Linked DNA regions of Homo sapiens: regions 2, 3, 4 and 5 are each linked to region 1. A link is a contact called in ENCODE Hi-C or POLR2A ChIA-PET data. All regions are on one chromosome and are shown on one strand. Each heading gives the region's core, a stretch centred on a gene start or an enhancer-like site at or near the end of the contact. The rest is flanking DNA. Distances are from core to core; before and after follow the strand shown.

Region 1 (2,896 bases), core at 220-2,719:
GCCGCGCATGGTGGTGTGCGCCAGTAGTCCCAGCTACTTGAGAAGCTGAGGCAGAAGAATTGCTTGAACCTGGGAGGCAGAGGTTGCAGTGAGCTGAGATCACACCACTGCACTCCAGCCTGGGGGTCTGAGCGAATTCCGTCTCAAAATAATAATAATAATAATAATAATAATAATAATAATAATAATAATAATACGTATCATCTTCCTATTTGTAATCCTGAATTCAGAAAGTATTTAATATTTGCTGAATGAACAGATATTCCATTTACAATAACAGCTCATCAATTAGCCATTTTCCCTTGTGACATCTGTGTGCTCCTCCTTGATAATGACGTTTCTTTCATGCTAATTCCACCAGTCTGTAATTCTATTCACTATATCTCCAGCAGCTGGCACAGGGCCTAGCACAGAGGAGATGCTAGGAAAACGTTTATTAAATATGCATAGAACTCTGCAGTCTACCAGCCCCTGTCACTGACAGCTCTGTGAGTTCCTCACAGTCCTGGAACACCTAAAGTCACATCCATCCACTTCTCTCCACCACCTCCCTAATCCAAGCTACCATCGTCCCTCACTCAGAGTGCTTGCTCCTCAACCCATTCTCCATTCAACAGCAGTAACCTTTTCAAAATGCCAATCTAATCACAACACCACCCATGTCAGCTTCTGAGTGGTTTCCCATATGGTTCTTGAAAAACCAGAATTCTTCCTATTACCTACAAAGCCTGCACGGTCTGACTCCTGGCAACCCCTTTAGCTTGTGTCACACAATGGTCCCCCACAAGCTCTCTGTTCCAGCCACAACGGCCTCTTTCAGAACCTGAAATTGGAGGCTGTCTCCATATAGAAAACTCTTCCCTCCCCACTTTGTCAAATCCTTTTTTCTGATCTCAGCTCAATATTCACCTCCTCAGTAAAGGTTCCTTGCCCTGGGGCTAGGTCAGGTCTCCTGTGATATAATCTGGGGTGCCTTGTACCTTTCCGTCTCAATGATCACAACTGCAGTTTTGGATGTTTGATTGAAGGCTGTCATCGCCACGAGACTTGAGTCCTGCTGTATCCCTAGCACAGATTCAACGCTTAGTAAACATTTATTTAATACAAGTATGATATCCATTTTGTAAACGAGAAACAAAGCCTCAGTTCGGGGAAAGACCTTACTGGAAGTCACGCAGAGAGTAGGGCAGAGCCAGGTCGAGTGCAATCAGGGTCTCCGGCCCCCAGGCTCTAAAGTTAAGAAAACCGCGACGTAACTCTGGCGACGGCTTCTCAGGAAGGGCCTCCAGAGACACCAGCGTCCCACAAACAGAGAACCAGCCGCCCCGGCGAGGTGGGCCTAGTTCAAGGCACTCCGTGACTCTGAGCCGAGAAGAGGGGCGGCCCAGCCACACATACACAAGGAATCAGGAAAGGAAAAAGAGGCCAGGAGGCCACACTCACCGCCTCGCCCCACGTTCCGGTACAGCGGAAACGCACCGGAAGTTCTCCAGCTTTGGCGTCTGACTGGAGCGACGGGGGAAGCGGTCCGGCAGAGCCCTGGGTCGCGGGAAGAATGGCCCGTGCCTGCAGGTTCCGCCGGATGCAAGGTTGCCTTTTGTTATTCTTAGTTTCTCGTTTTAGCTTCTGAATTGTGAACAACTTTCATTAACCTATGCATTTTATATCCCCGTCCAGAAACACAGCCACCAGCCATCTTACTTTGGGCTCAAGCAGTCATGGTCACTAAAGCACAGCCAAGGCTTGTACCAGTGGCTACTATTCAGAAGTAGCCAGTCAGGCGCTCGGTCACTGTCTTTGTCAGCCAGTCTCTATCCCGGTCACAGTGTCTCAGCTTCCAGTCACACTCAGCCCTCGGGGAGAGCCTCAGAAACCCAGCCACCAGCCCAGAGAGAACCAGCGTCAGCCTCCGCTGCTGCAGCAGCAGCGGTCGCCACCTCAGTCCCTCTGGCCATTATCACCCCGTGTCCTTCCTGCAGGCCAAGTCCTAACATCTCAGTCAGGCTATCAACGCACTAGGGAAGGAATCTGCCTGTCTTGTTCCTCACTGTTTCCCTGGAACCGAGCACAAAGCCAGGCACAAAAGCTCAGCTGAGTACATATATTATGCATTTAATTAATAATGATGATAATTTGGTATTAATAAATAACTATTTGTGGGTCTAACCCTGCACTATTAATCAGGGTTCCACCAAAGATACAGAGCCAGTAGGAGATCTATATTAAGTGATTTATTGCCAAGAATTGGCTTATGTGATTTTAGGGCAGGCCACTTGGGTATTTCTTTTTTTGAGACGCAATCTCACTCTGTCACCCAGGCTGGAGTGCAATGGCGCTATCTCGGCTCACTGCAACCTCCACCTCCTGGGTTCAAGCCATTCTCCTGCCTCAGCCTCCCAAGTAGCTGGGATTACAGGCGCCCACCACCGTGCCTGGCTAATTTTTGTATTTTTAGTAGAGACGGGGTTTCATCTTGTTGGCCAGGCTGGTTTCGAACTCCTGACCTCAGGTGATCTGCCCACCTTGGCCTCTCAAAGTGCTGGGATTACAGGCATGAGCCACCGTGCCCGGCCCACTTGGGTATTTATAATCCTTGCACTAACCCTTGTAAGGTATGTGTATTCCCAATTTGCAGAAGAGAAAACTGAGGTTCAAAGAGATGTTACACAGCCAGAGAATGGCAGAGCTAGAATGCAAACCAAGGGCTGTCTGTTCTTATCTCTTGTGCTGCTGCTCCTTAGCTTGTCTGTCACATTTCCTCAGTGACAGCTGGACACGCCAATCTGTCTCGGTCAAAATTTATCTCTTAGTGGGTTGCAGACTAGACCGGGCCCTGCAGTCATGGTTAATCACAATGAGCTGCTGCAGGATTAACCAGAGACAGCCTCCATCAGTC
Region 2 (2,896 bases), core at 124-2,623, 510 kb before region 1:
CTCAATTAATGTTAGTTTTCCTTCCAACTAAATTCAGTTCAAGAATTGTGCTTGATGAATAACAATATTATTGCTGCCCTCTGAGATGTTTGGTAATATTCATTTGTTCAGTTTGCCTTAATTAAAAGAATATGCTTTTAGTGGCCGGGCGTGGTGGCTCACACCTGTAATCCCAGCACTTTGGGACGCAGAAGCAGGCGGATTGCTTGAGGTCAGGAGTTTGAGACCAGCTTGGCCAACATGGTGAAACCCCATCTCTACTAAAAAAAAAAAAATACAAAAATTACCCAGGCATGGTGGCGCCCGCCTCTAGTCCCAGCTACTTGGGAGGCTGAGGGACTTGGGAACCTGAGCCGAGATGGCGACACTGGCTCGGGTTAAAAGGGCGTGGTGGCTCACACACCTGTAATCCCAGCACTTTGGGAGGCCGAGGCGGGCAGATGACGAGGTCAAGAGATCGAGACCATCCTGGCCAACACGGTGAAAACCCGTCTCTACTAATAATAGAAAAATTAGCCAGGCCCGGTGGCACACGCCTACAGTGCCAGCTACTCGGGAGGCTGAGGCAGGAGAATCGCTTGAACCCAGGAGGCAGAGGTTGCAGTGAGCCGAGATCGCGCTAGTGCACTCCAGCCTGGCGACAGAGTGAGACTCCGTCTCAAAAAACAAAACAAAACAAAACAAAAAAACTTTTAGTCAGTGGTACTTAATGGTAAAGAAATAATAGATAATAAATAGAGGAAGAGTGTGTCCTGTACATTTTGGTGTTAAATTGTTGGGTCATTAAGTTTAATATCTGCAATCATTCTGGGAAAAAAAATTCCATCTCTAATGTTGCATTCAAGAAAGTAGATGATTTGGCTGACGGTTGTAATAGGGGTGATACAATGGAGGACTGGTAATTCGGAGCCCTGAGTCTTGGACTCTAGTTCTTAAATTACTATGTTCATTCACCAAAAATTTACTAAGCTCTTTCCACGTGCCGAGCACTGTGCTAGGCGCCCTGTGACCTTGGGTATGGCTCTAGGTCACCTTAAAAGGAGGATGCCATACCCTGCAAGAGCTCTTAGGGGCTTCATAAGGATGCGACTCAGGGAACTGAGGGAAGCGCTCCAGACGCAGAGCTCAATGGCCCTGCCGCCCAGCGCCTCCAAAATCTGAGATTCTTCTCTGAGGAAACTCCGCAGCAAGAAAAACTACATCAAAGATGGCGCCGCCGGCCTCTCCTGGCTCAGCCACCATCTTCTCGGTAGTTCCCGAGGTGGACGGGCACAGCACTCATGCGCCGCCCTGGCGTCCTCGGCGCGCCTGCGCGGACCGCAGCACCTCCCCCGCCCCTCTCGCCGCCGCCGCCGCCGCCGCCGCCGCCGCCGCCGCCGCCGCTGCTGCTGCACTGACGGCGGGTGCCCGCGCCTCAGGTGAGTGAGCGCCTCCGCCCGGCCCGCGGGGGGCGCGCGGCGCCGCATTCGGGGGCGTCGCTCCTTTGCCCTGCTCCTTCCCCGCATCATCTCCGCGGCACGGCGAGGCCCTGGTGGCCCGTGCTGCTTGCCTCCCCCGTGCCCCCGGGGCCCTCTGCCCCGCCCCGCCCGCCCGCCGGACCCAGGTCAGCCCGGCTTTCCTCGGCCGCTCCCCGCGCCCAGCCCGCCGGCGACAGCGTGTGGGTAGCAAGAGAGCCTCCCTCCGGGCTCAACACCCTGGGTCACAGGGACGCCCCCCGCAGGCGCGAACCCTTCTCTCGCTCTGGCTCTGCAGGCGGCAGAGCTTGGTGGGCCTTGGGGTTGCTCATCCATCTACCTCGCCCGCTCCAAGAGCCCAGATGCTTGGAAGAGGGGCCGTGAGCAGCCCTTGCACCCGTCCGGCCCCAGAGCAGCAGAGGGCATCCTCTAACGGGACCCTACGACTACCCTACCGGGGAGAGGCTTCTTAGCCCCACTTAACAGCCGAGGAAACTGAGGCACGGAAAGGTGAAGTGCCATGCCCAAGGTCACGCAGCTGACAAGTGGCAGGGTCAGCTCTCAACTCAGGGTCTCGGGCTCTCAGGCCAGTGCGGTTGGAATTTGATCTCGTACCTTTGAAAAAATTTTGAAATCACTTGTCATCTCTGAAGTTGCTCTCGAACGTCGTAAAAGTAGGCTGCACAAAAAAGATTTTCTTGTTGTCGGAGTACAATTGAGGTGTTACTGTAATAATAATAGTGTTATTAATATAAGAGCTAACGTTCTTCCACCGCTCGCTGTGTGCCAGGGATCTTGCTAAGCATTTTATTAAGATAACCTCGCATAACCACCTCTGCACTTCCCAATCCAAATGCTTCCCCCTTCCTTGTCATGAAGCCCTTTTTTTCTTCCTGCAGAGCTGGCCTCCCTATCACAGGTAGACTAGGAGCCCCGTGGATTAGGAAGCAGGGAAGCTTTCCTTTGGTGGCTTACTGACAGAACAAGAGTGATCCTTGCCTGCTGGCATCCAGATCACCCCCGCCGCGCCCCCCCCCCCCCTTACCCTGGCCCTCAGGGGATATTATTAGCCTTCCTTTCCTGCCAAGAGAGCAGGACTGGGCTGACTGGGCTAGCTGGGCGGGCTGGACTTGGAGGTGACAGAGCAGATTTGGCTAGCACTCACCTCATTCCGGGGCTTTCTGTCCGAGGCTTTCTGCCTTTGCCCCAAGGTTGGGCTTGAACATTTCAGTATTTAAGATAAAGCAAGAAGAGAAAGAGAACATTGATAGAGTGGTGCTGAATTTAAGAAGCCTCCCATGATTTAAAGTTCCAAATGAACAGCTATAAAAATATGTGAATGTTTCTCCCCCAAAATAACTAGCTCAAACTGTCGTTTTTCTCCCTTAGCAAATCCTCCTCCACATTTCAAAGGCTCCACTAAATCACCACCTTCTCTGTGA
Region 3 (2,896 bases), core at 255-2,754, 370 kb before region 1:
TCTCAAAAAAAAAAAAAAAAAAAGATACATTTAGACATCATTAAGCGATCACTTCCAGAATCTGTGCTCTAAATCAAAATTCTAGAGGTGCATATATAATATGGCCTGTAATGAAATGACTGTGATAATAATTGTGCTACTGGCCGCACATACGGATTAGAACCATAAATGCTGGAGGCAGGTGCCACTATATTTAAGTTTAATGGAAGAACACAGACGACTCAGGTTTCTGATCTGCCCTAGATTCCAGAAACCAGTCCTTATACAAGAAAAGAAAGAAATGACACAGCAGATTAGAGACTGCAGGTTTTGCAAGAGCTGGGCAGGGCTGGGGGCAGAACAAGGGCACCTTCAGGAAGTGCCTCCCATCCCCCTTTACAGGAACTTCAGGAAGGAAAATCCACTTCGGCAGCCCAGAAAACCAAGAAATGACTGCAAATATAATACGCTTTTCAAGCTACCTGGAATCAAGCTGTTTGTGATGGCCCCTTCCAGATCATGGAGCAGAGTTACGAAGCATCCTCCGAATGGGACGAGTAAGAACGTTCTGAAGTCCCAACCAATTCTCGCACATATCTGGTGGCGTTTCTCCACCCCCACACCTCACACTCACCCAGCGGGTGGTCTCAGTCTCCCCTCTTGACTCATGCTTATCAAAGTATTCGGTCCTTTACATTCAACAAGCAACAGCAGCTCAAGATTAGCGAGCCTCACTATGTGCAAAAGGCTTTAATGTACCACAGTACCCCACTTCAGAGTTATTCTGAGTTAAACGAGATTCCGCTTGCAGAGCACCTGGCACGTAGAAAGCATTCTCAGCAGAAGTCTGTTACTGTTAATGTTTGTGCTACTTAATTCGAAAGAAACAAGTAACCTACTCAAAACCCTACTGCACATAAAAGGCGGAGGCCGAATCGAATTCAGCTCCCTTTCCCAGTTCAGGCACAAACCCTGCCCGCGAATGACAACGCCTCTCCCCGCTCCTCGCCAATTCCGCATAACTAGGGGGCTTCATCCTTAGGCCACCCTTCGGGGAGCTCCAAGCCCAGCTGTCCGCCCAGTGCCCGCCAAGTTTGCTCTGACACCCTTGGGCCACCCGCCCCACTGCCCTACTCGATTGTGCCGGAACGAGGACGAGGGCAGGCCCGCGCCAGTCTTCCGTTCCCCGAGTCCCAGCCGACTCCTCGCACCCGCGCCCTGTTCAGACTCCACCGTACCTTATCCTCCCAGGCCGCGTCGCTCCGCAGCACCTTACTCCAGACGGAGACTTTGAGGGCCCCGTTGGCCAGCTGCGGCTGAGGCGGCTCCTCCTTCCGCCGCCCGCCGCTCATCCTCCCGTCGCGCCGCCCGGGCCGGGCCTGGGGCGCGCGGGCTGAGCCAAAGGGAGTCGGGGTCTAGGGTCGCAGGTCACGGCGCGGGGCGGCTGCAGGCTCAGCGGCCCGGTCCTGCGGCGCGCTGCGGTTCCTCACAACCTGGCCAAGCTACCCGGTTCCGCCGGCTCTACAGAGCAGGCGCCGCGAAGGGAGGGGCGGTGCAGTGTCGCGCGCCCTCCCGCCGACGTGCTCACGCAGCCAATCGGCGACCGCGAAGCCATCCGAGTGAAACAGCGACCGGCGCCTTGGCGCAAGCGCGCTACTCGTGGCGGAAATGACGTCAGCATCCGCCGGGCTCGCGGTAAGGTGTGAGGGGAGGGACAATCTTGGTAGAACGGTGACATGGGCGCCAGGAGGCGCTGTGGAGACCGAGGAGGTAGGGGAAAACCGAGGCTGGACGTCAGCGTCGCCCAGTCGGCCACAGCTGCCCCTCGAGCAGCGAGTGGGGCAGGAGCGGCTCTACCTTTCCTTGCGACCTACTCGCCTGCTGAGCCCAGACCTTGCTCCAGGGTAGCTCCAAGCTGCCCCACAGGATTTAGCCCGCTTATTTTCTCCCCTAACCCTGCAAGTTCTGTAGGGCCTTGTTGAAGATGTTAACTCTTCTGTAATAACTAACCATTTCATCTTGCCCAGCACCCTCTTTTGGCACACGAGAGCCCTGAGACCCCAAAAGAGGAAATGAGATTCTGAGGCCGTATAGCAAGGTGGACCCAACCGGGGACTCCTGGGCGGCAAATACAAGGATTGGGTTAGGTATCAGGATATCTGAGTGTTCACATACAGCGTCCTCACCATGTGCTGCGTCAGTGGTTCACAAAGTGAGCTTCCGGATCAGCAGCGGCCGTATCGCCTGGGAACTGGGTAGAGGCGCAGGTTCTCGGCCCCCATTCCACGCCTACTGACTCAGAACCCCTGGGGATGGGGCTCCTTCCGGTGGCCCTCCAGGTGGTGCCAGGCTCACTGTGCTGGTAAGTCCAGAGACCAAGGCACATCCCTTCTGGACAGTGGATTTTTTTTTTTTTTTTTTTTTGAGACGGCACGGTCTCTGCTCACTGCAACCTCCACCTCCCGGGTTCAAGCGATTCTCGTGCCTCAGCCTCCCACGTAGCTGGGATCACAGGCGCCCACTACCACGCTCCACTAGTTTTTTTTGTATTTTAGTAGAGACGGGGGTTTCACTATGTTGCCCAGGCTGGTCTCGAACTCCTGAGCTCAGGCAATCCGCCCATCTTGGCCTCCCAAAGTGCTAGGATTACAGGCGTGAGCCACCTCACCCGGCCTCTGGACAGTGGATTTATAAAGACAAGTAATGTATCTGGTACCTGGGTGTGTCTGACTCCAGAATCTGTGCTCTTAACCGTTAAACTTTAAAGCTGAGAGTATCTTTTTTTTTTTTAAACAGGTCAGAGTATCTTTTGCATACCTATCAACATTCACCTGTAATTCTTCACTTTTCAGGAGTAATAGAACCTCCCTAGGGAGGCCAGGCGCAGTGGCTCACTCCCATAATCCCAGCACTTTGG
Region 4 (2,896 bases), core at 241-2,740, 310 kb before region 1:
TGTGCCCAACAGAGGCTGTGATGGCCATCACTGTCCCCACCACACTCTATGAAGCTCTAGGGCAGGCATGGCCAGGCCACCCACAGCTGGGTCTGAGCCCAGCTGGGCCCCTCTGCCTTCATGGCCACCCGGTCTGCACTCTCTGCTGTGGTGTGGCTGGGAGCACTGTACTTAAGGGCTTGCACAAGGCCGCCATGTCCACCCCAGCAATTGTGGGAAGTGGTGAGCGGAGGCAGGGGTGCCCCCATGGTGCAGCTAGGAAAAGAGGCCCCAGAAGGGGAGTGGAGTGCCCATGAGAGGGGGAGGGGCCACCTGGAAGACAGGATTCCTGGGCTAGGTTTGGGTCAGTGGAGAGCAAACTTGGCTGCTGGTGCCCTCGAGGCTTGAACAAAACAGGGAGCCCCAGTCCTCAGGCGGGCCTGTGGCAGTGGAGTGGGAAAGGGCTCTGTGTATCCAGAGGCGCCTTCTAGAACTGGTGGAGGGGCGAGGGGCAGGCATGGGTGGGGCCTTTAGTTCTGAGGCCATCGCTTCCCCCTTCAGGTGCCCTAGACACCAGGGGTCAGCACTGATACTTGGCCTGGATGTGACTGGATGCCATGTCCCCCATCCTGGTGTCCAGATTCCCACCATAACAGAAAAGGCTGGGCTGAAGCCAGCACAGGGCAGTGCCCCCATGACCTCCAGCCCCTGGAGCTGGGCAGGCCAGATGCCTCCTTCTCAGTGCACCTCATCTGAGTCTCCTCCTTAGAGCAGCTGGAGGGCTGGGAAGAGCAGGGATCAGGTTCTCCCAGCCACTAGTCCTCGTCCTGCCCCCTAGGGGTGAGTCCATCAGGGCCCTCCGCAGACCTTCCCCACCCACAGGCGAGATGACCCAGAGAGGGGAAGGCCCGGGTCCCTGCATACAGCACTGGCTGTGTCGGAAGGGCCCCCTGGTCTCGGTCCCTTTCCCCTGGCCCAGGGTGTAGGGATGGGAGATGGGGAGGGGACACAGATGCTGTGGGGGCGTGGAGTCCCACAGGGCTGTTTCTCCATCTGTGACACACATGCCTTTACTGGGCCAGGGGGAACTGACGACTGCAACCCTCTCCCCAGCACCCTTGTACCCGGGCTCCCCAGCCCCCCCCGGAGCTCTGGGCTTGGCATCTCCAGCTCCTCAGCAAAGGGGCAGGGCCTGGACGATGGCCTTCCCTTGCCGCAGGACCACTGCTTCTCAGAGGCCAGAACAGCCTTCCTGCTGCCCGGCCCCTGGCCAGAGTCCCTGTCGGCCCCCAGCAAACTCGCTGCCCCAGCTCACCCCTCAGTCCGTGCCCAACAGACCCTACCACGTCCCAGTCCGTGGGGCCCGCCTTTGCCCCCCGTGACAGCCGGGTCGGGCCCGGGCCACCTCTCATCTCCAGCCCTGGGCCGTTAGGCCTGTCCTCAAGACCCCCGGGGCCCCGGATCCCACCTGGTGCGGAGAAGGCGCTTGGGCTCGCTGGGTGCGTGGAACTGGGCCGGCCGTCGGGTCTGGACTCCAGGCGGGGGCGGGGCGTGGCGGCCGGGCCTTACAAGGCAGAAGAATGTGCGCGGGGCGGGGCCGCGGGCGGGGTGCGGGGGCCCTCGGCTGCCGTCCGGCCTTATTTGGCCTCGACCCACGGGCTGGCAGGCGGGGGCGCTCTGGGGTGAGCCCCCCTTCCTTGCTGTGCCAGCCCGGGCTGCACAGAGGGCCTTGTAGGGAGGGGAGGTGATGGGGTGAGCAGGCAATGGGAGAGGGGGTGTGGGGGTTCGCTCTGGGCCACCCCTTCCCCTCCAGAGAGGCAAACGGAATGTCCAGGGCCGCTTCCCCAGAGGCCTCCCACTTGTATGGGCCGTGGGAGTGCAGCTTCCCCTGACGGGCAACGGCTCTCGACGTGGGGAGGGCAGAGGCGGTGGGTGGGGGGGCTCCCAGGGACCCCTACGCCCGGTGACTCGCTCTGTCCACATCAGCGGTCGCCCGCCAGAGCGGGGTTGAAGGAACCACTCGGGAAGCACTGGTTTCGTGGAGGGAAACACGATGAACAAGTAGCTCCGCGGCCTGGGGCCTCAAAGGAGAAGGGGACCTGGGGGGAGCGTGGGCTGTTCCGCAGGGTGCTCTGGGCAGTGACATTGGGCAGACAGGAGGTGCAGGGGTGCGCCCCGCCGTGAGGGCTCCCGGGCTTGGGGTCGCCGGCAGCAGGAGGTCAGGAGGATGGGGGCGGGAGCCGGAGGGGCTGAGAAGCAGCAGGGACCCCTCTGTGGCTCCCTGTAGGCCATGTGGGGTGTCGGAGGGTTCCGAGCAGGGGGTGACGACCTGGCTTGGGTTTTGACGGAATCCTTCTGGGTGATGTGTTGAAAATAGCGCAGAGGGGGCCGAGTCCACGAGCAGGGGACCTGTGAGGAGCGACCCAGCAAGGATCAGGCTGATCCGGACTAGCGGGGAGGCCGAGGGACAAGTGCTAAAACTATTTCCGAGGTGCAGCCGGTAGGATCTGCTGGGGCATGGGAATGGGTGTGAAAGAAAAGAGTTAGGGTGGACTCTCAGAGTTTTGATGTGAGCAACGAGAAAGAGCTGCCATTTTCTATGATGGGTTTGCTGTGTGGAGCAGTTTGGGGATAAGAAACTCTATTTTGGACAGATTAATTTTTAAAAACTTTATTTTGAAATGATTTCAGACTTAGGATAAAGTTAGAAGAACTGTGCAAAGAACCCTGTATAGCTTCATCTAGATTCTCCATTTGTTACCATTGGGTTTTATTATATTTTCTTCTTGCTTTCCATATACATATACATATATATAATACATGTACATACATTTATATTTATTTATTCCTACCCCCAACCATTTGAGAGTTTCTTGCATACGTATGTCCTGTTATCTCTACATGTTTCAGTGAGTAC
Region 5 (2,896 bases), core at 286-2,785, 260 kb before region 1:
AGAGGGACCCTTGTATGAAGTGATGGAATAGTCCTGTATTGAGTGTGGGGATGGTTACATGAATGTATGCATGTGATAAAACTGCATAGCACTAACACACACACAAGTGGAACTGGGGAAATCTGAATAAGATGGGTGGATTGTATCTGTCGATATTCTGGATGTGAGAATGTATTAGTTTTGCAAGGTCTTACTATTGAGGGAAATCGAGTAAGGGGTATGAAGAATCCCTTTGTATTATTTTTTACAACTGCATGTGAATCTACAATTATCTAAAAATAAAATTTAATTTAAAATAATCCATCTGTTCATCCAATAGACATCTATGAAACCAAGGCCTTCTAGTGGATTCCAGAAAAGCCAGGAGCCCTCATCAGCAGAGAAACAGCTCTGCAGTGAGTTCTTTGAAAGTAACACATGCCACGATGTTAAGCCCAGGGAACTGGATGCTGTGCCTTGTGCCCAGCCTAGTCCAGAGGCCACAAAGTGCTCTGAGTTCCAAGCCAGGAGCACTCACTTCCTACTCGTCTGTTTGAAATGTCCCAGTCCTGCTCAGGCCTTGAGAAAACTCAGAGATCCCCCAGACAGACACCTGCATCTCTGGTTACCAACCTAAGAGCAGTGTACAGGCAGAAGGACAGCTACCTCTCTGGGCCAGAAGAAAGGCAGCAGGGAGGCAGGAGGCAGGGCTCAGGTCAAAAGAAGAATGGCTCTCCAACACATCATCCTGAGAGAGGAGGGACACGCCTGCTCAGCGAAGAGGAGCAACTGCGTTCAGCTGGCCACAAGGCACAGGCTGCGGGCCAAAAGCTGGGTCATTTACTAAGCTGTGCTCAGCAGCTTTGCGGCTTTCTAACGTAAGCCTCAGAGCCTGTGAGGTGGAGATCGTGACTATGCCCACTTTGCAGGTGGGGCACGTGAAGCTCAGGAAGGTTATACAACTTGCTCAAAGTTGCAGGAGTAAGCAGCAGCCGCATCTGCTCCACGGCACAGCCACCTCACTCTGCTCTCCAGGCCTTGGGCCCCTCCTCGCTGGGCTGGGCTGGGCTGGGCTGCCGGTGTTTGGGGCCTTCACTCATCACCACATCCCTACAGCATCCTGCTGGGCCCTGGGACCAGTCTGCAGGGGCACAACAAACCAAAATCTGACTGTGGGAGTAGAAAGGGCCTCGACGGAGGCAGAGGCCTGGCTTCCAGGCTCCTGCTTGCCCTCTGGGCTTCTCAGAACTCTCCTCTGTTCCGGAAGGGCGGGAGGGATTCTCACTGGGTCACAGCATACTGCATTCACACAGCCCCTGACAAACTCAAAGCACTGCCCCATTCATCTTCTCCCTCAAGGATGGGTGTGGAGCCTCCCATCACTGTGACTGCAGGGAAGATCCCCTCTGCGAATGCCCTCTCCACTGATGTCTGAAATCCTGAAATTCTCTAGTTTCAGAGTCATTTTGGTGGTAAGGGTCCAGAAGCCAGGGGGCAGTGTGGAACCAGACTAGCCTGAGTTCAGGTCCCAGCTCTTGTCACTGACCTGTTGTATGGCCCCAGTTTCCTCCTTGTAAAATGGGTGTGATTACATAGGTTGCATTGCAGAAGCTAAGGCTGGGCCAGGCCTAGGCTTGGCATCACTCCTCATTTCTGGTACAGACACAACTGGGCCTGTGGGTAGGGTGGGGATGGGGGGGCGAGCCAAATTTCTACCACTCCCCAGCCACTGGCAGGGAGTCTGGGCTGGTTCTCTGACTGGCCCAGGGACAGTTTCCACCAAGACCTGGACGTTTGTTTAGAGCAACTCTTGAAATCTATGGCCACCAGCAGAGACAGGACTAACTCACTGAGGATTTCAGGAAAGGAATGGATTTGTTTGACCTAAAGTCCCAAACAAATGGGGTTTTTTGCCCTAGATCAGAAAACGGAAGCCAACCTCAATTTGCTCAAAATGTTTAAGGGAGTATATCTCCCTTAGGAGGGTAGCAGTTAGTATGGGGGAGCAAGAACTGGGCACTAAGCCTAGCTTAGGCTGTGTGACACCAGAGTCCTTGTTCCCATCTGTGGGGTAGGGATGACACTGTCCATGAAGAGTGTGCATGCAGCATTCACGAGGTTCTGGTGGGAAGAGGCACACCTTCTTCCCAATGGAAGACAACAGGACTGCCCACAGTCAGGGTCTGGACAAAGGACTGACCCTCCAGCCTCTCTCTCAGAGCTGCTGGGCCCAGAGTTCTACTAAGCACCCTCAGACGCCCTGAGCCCTGGCCTAGGCAGCCAGTCATCAGAGGGAAAGTAACCCAGCCAGAAAGCAAGTCCAGGCCTGATTCGGTAAGAGGAAAGTGAGCTGATCTTGGATCCTCTGTCTCCTGAGGCACACACAGGCCACAGCCAGATAAGTGGTGTTGTCTAGCATACAAGATTTTGGGGCTTCAGGGGCTCCCTGGGGGACAGGCACCCCTCAGCTCTGAGTATTGCCTCCCTGAAGCAGGGAGATGGGACCTAACCTTGTACAGGAGAGCTCTCATTTCAAATGTGTGAATGCAGGAAATATAGTGAGGAAATACCTCACCCCCACCTCTTCCAATACCTCACCCCGGCCACTTCCTCCCCCGCTGGGGCCTTCACACATACTGTTCTTCTGCCTGGAAGGCTTCCCTCAGCTACCCACAAGTTTCAGAATTTCTTCCTCTGAGAGCCTCCCGACTGCCGTCTCTTCTTCCACCTGGGAATCTCCATCAGAGCACTGACCACATCAGTCCACGGGCTTGGAGGAGTCAACTGACAGCTACAGGCCTGGGGCAATTGAGGGAACTCTGTCCTGACAAATCATGCCACATGCCAGGATTGGGGTTATGCCTCAAGCACAAAGGCTCTCAATAATTTGTTGAAAGAGAAAATAAACCTCATTATC

What was found. A loop is a pair of places that touch in the nucleus more often than their neighbours do. ChIA-PET counts read pairs that join two places held with the same protein, here RNA polymerase II (POLR2A). Pooled maps may share reads with other maps.
Region 2: a loop to region 1 is called in a map of CD8-positive, alpha-beta T cell, with 3 times the contacts of the local background. The contact joins the promoter of NDRG3 here to the promoter of AAR2 in region 1. A Hi-C loop is called at or near these places in 1 of 168 maps with a recorded cell type or tissue (CD8-positive, alpha-beta T cell), 1 of 37 single-sample maps with no recorded cell type and 8 of 50 pooled maps. POLR2A ChIA-PET finds 5 or more read pairs at or near these places in 3 of 52 experiments (B cell, OCI-LY7 and PC-9).
Region 3: a map of gastrocnemius medialis shows a loop between it and region 1 (22-fold over the local background). The contact joins the promoter of RAB5IF here to the promoter of AAR2 in region 1. A Hi-C loop is called at or near these places in 2 of 168 maps with a recorded cell type or tissue (ascending aorta and gastrocnemius medialis), 5 of 37 single-sample maps with no recorded cell type and 22 of 50 pooled maps. POLR2A ChIA-PET finds 5 or more read pairs at or near these places in 6 of 52 experiments (GM12878, MCF 10A, RWPE1 and 3 more).
Region 4: a loop to region 1 is called in a pooled map, with 2.7 times the contacts of the local background. The contact joins the promoter of MYL9 here to the promoter of AAR2 in region 1. A Hi-C loop is called at or near these places in 4 of 50 pooled maps.
Region 5: a loop to region 1 is called in a map of CD4-positive, alpha-beta memory T cell, with 7 times the contacts of the local background. The contact joins the enhancer-like site here to the promoter of AAR2 in region 1. A Hi-C loop is called at or near these places in 1 of 168 maps with a recorded cell type or tissue (CD4-positive, alpha-beta memory T cell) and 6 of 50 pooled maps. POLR2A ChIA-PET finds 5 or more read pairs at or near these places in 3 of 52 experiments (GM12878, H1 and activated B cell).

What each region holds. Positions count from the first base shown.
Region 1 is chr20:36,235,051-36,237,946 of GRCh38, reverse strand. It overlaps AAR2 (AAR2 splicing factor), which reads right to left and starts at 1,469. Exons shown (of 4, transcript NM_001271874.2): 1 at 1,444-1,469. LOC105372602 (a long non-coding RNA gene) reads left to right here and starts at 1,481. Exons shown (of 3, transcript XR_936695.2): 1 at 1,481-1,589.
Region 2 is chr20:36,744,567-36,747,462 of GRCh38, reverse strand. NDRG3 (NDRG family member 3) reads left to right here and starts at 1,373. Exons shown (of 16, transcript NM_032013.4): 1 at 1,373-1,418. RefSeq lists enhancers at 1,120-1,219, 944-1,910 and silencers at 1,330-1,529, 1,560-1,749.
Region 3 is chr20:36,604,387-36,607,282 of GRCh38, reverse strand. RAB5IF (RAB5 interacting factor) reads right to left here and starts at 1,504. Exons shown (of 4, transcript NM_018840.5): 1 at 1,218-1,504. The coding sequence starts at 1,331. The region is part of intron 2 of TGIF2-RAB5IF (TGIF2-RAB5IF readthrough); the gene reads right to left. RefSeq lists enhancers at 1-359, 1,711-1,850, 2,581-2,630 and silencers at 1,201-1,510, 2,190-2,589.
Region 4 is chr20:36,540,113-36,543,008 of GRCh38, reverse strand. MYL9 (myosin light chain 9) reads right to left here and starts at 1,490. Exons shown (of 4, transcript NM_006097.5): 1 at 1,448-1,490. All of the region lies in intron 2 of DLGAP4-AS1 (DLGAP4 antisense RNA 1), which reads left to right. RefSeq lists enhancers at 1-35, 36-689 and a silencer at 1,470-1,669.
Region 5 is chr20:36,491,815-36,494,710 of GRCh38, reverse strand. The region is part of intron 7 of DLGAP4 (DLG associated protein 4); the gene reads right to left. Among named protein-coding and RNA genes, the nearest start is that of MYL9, 48 kb to the left of the region's middle. Within about 2 kb of position 1,535, at least 24 of the 41 ENCODE cell types and tissues checked have a DNase peak (open chromatin) inside an H3K27ac peak, as active enhancers do.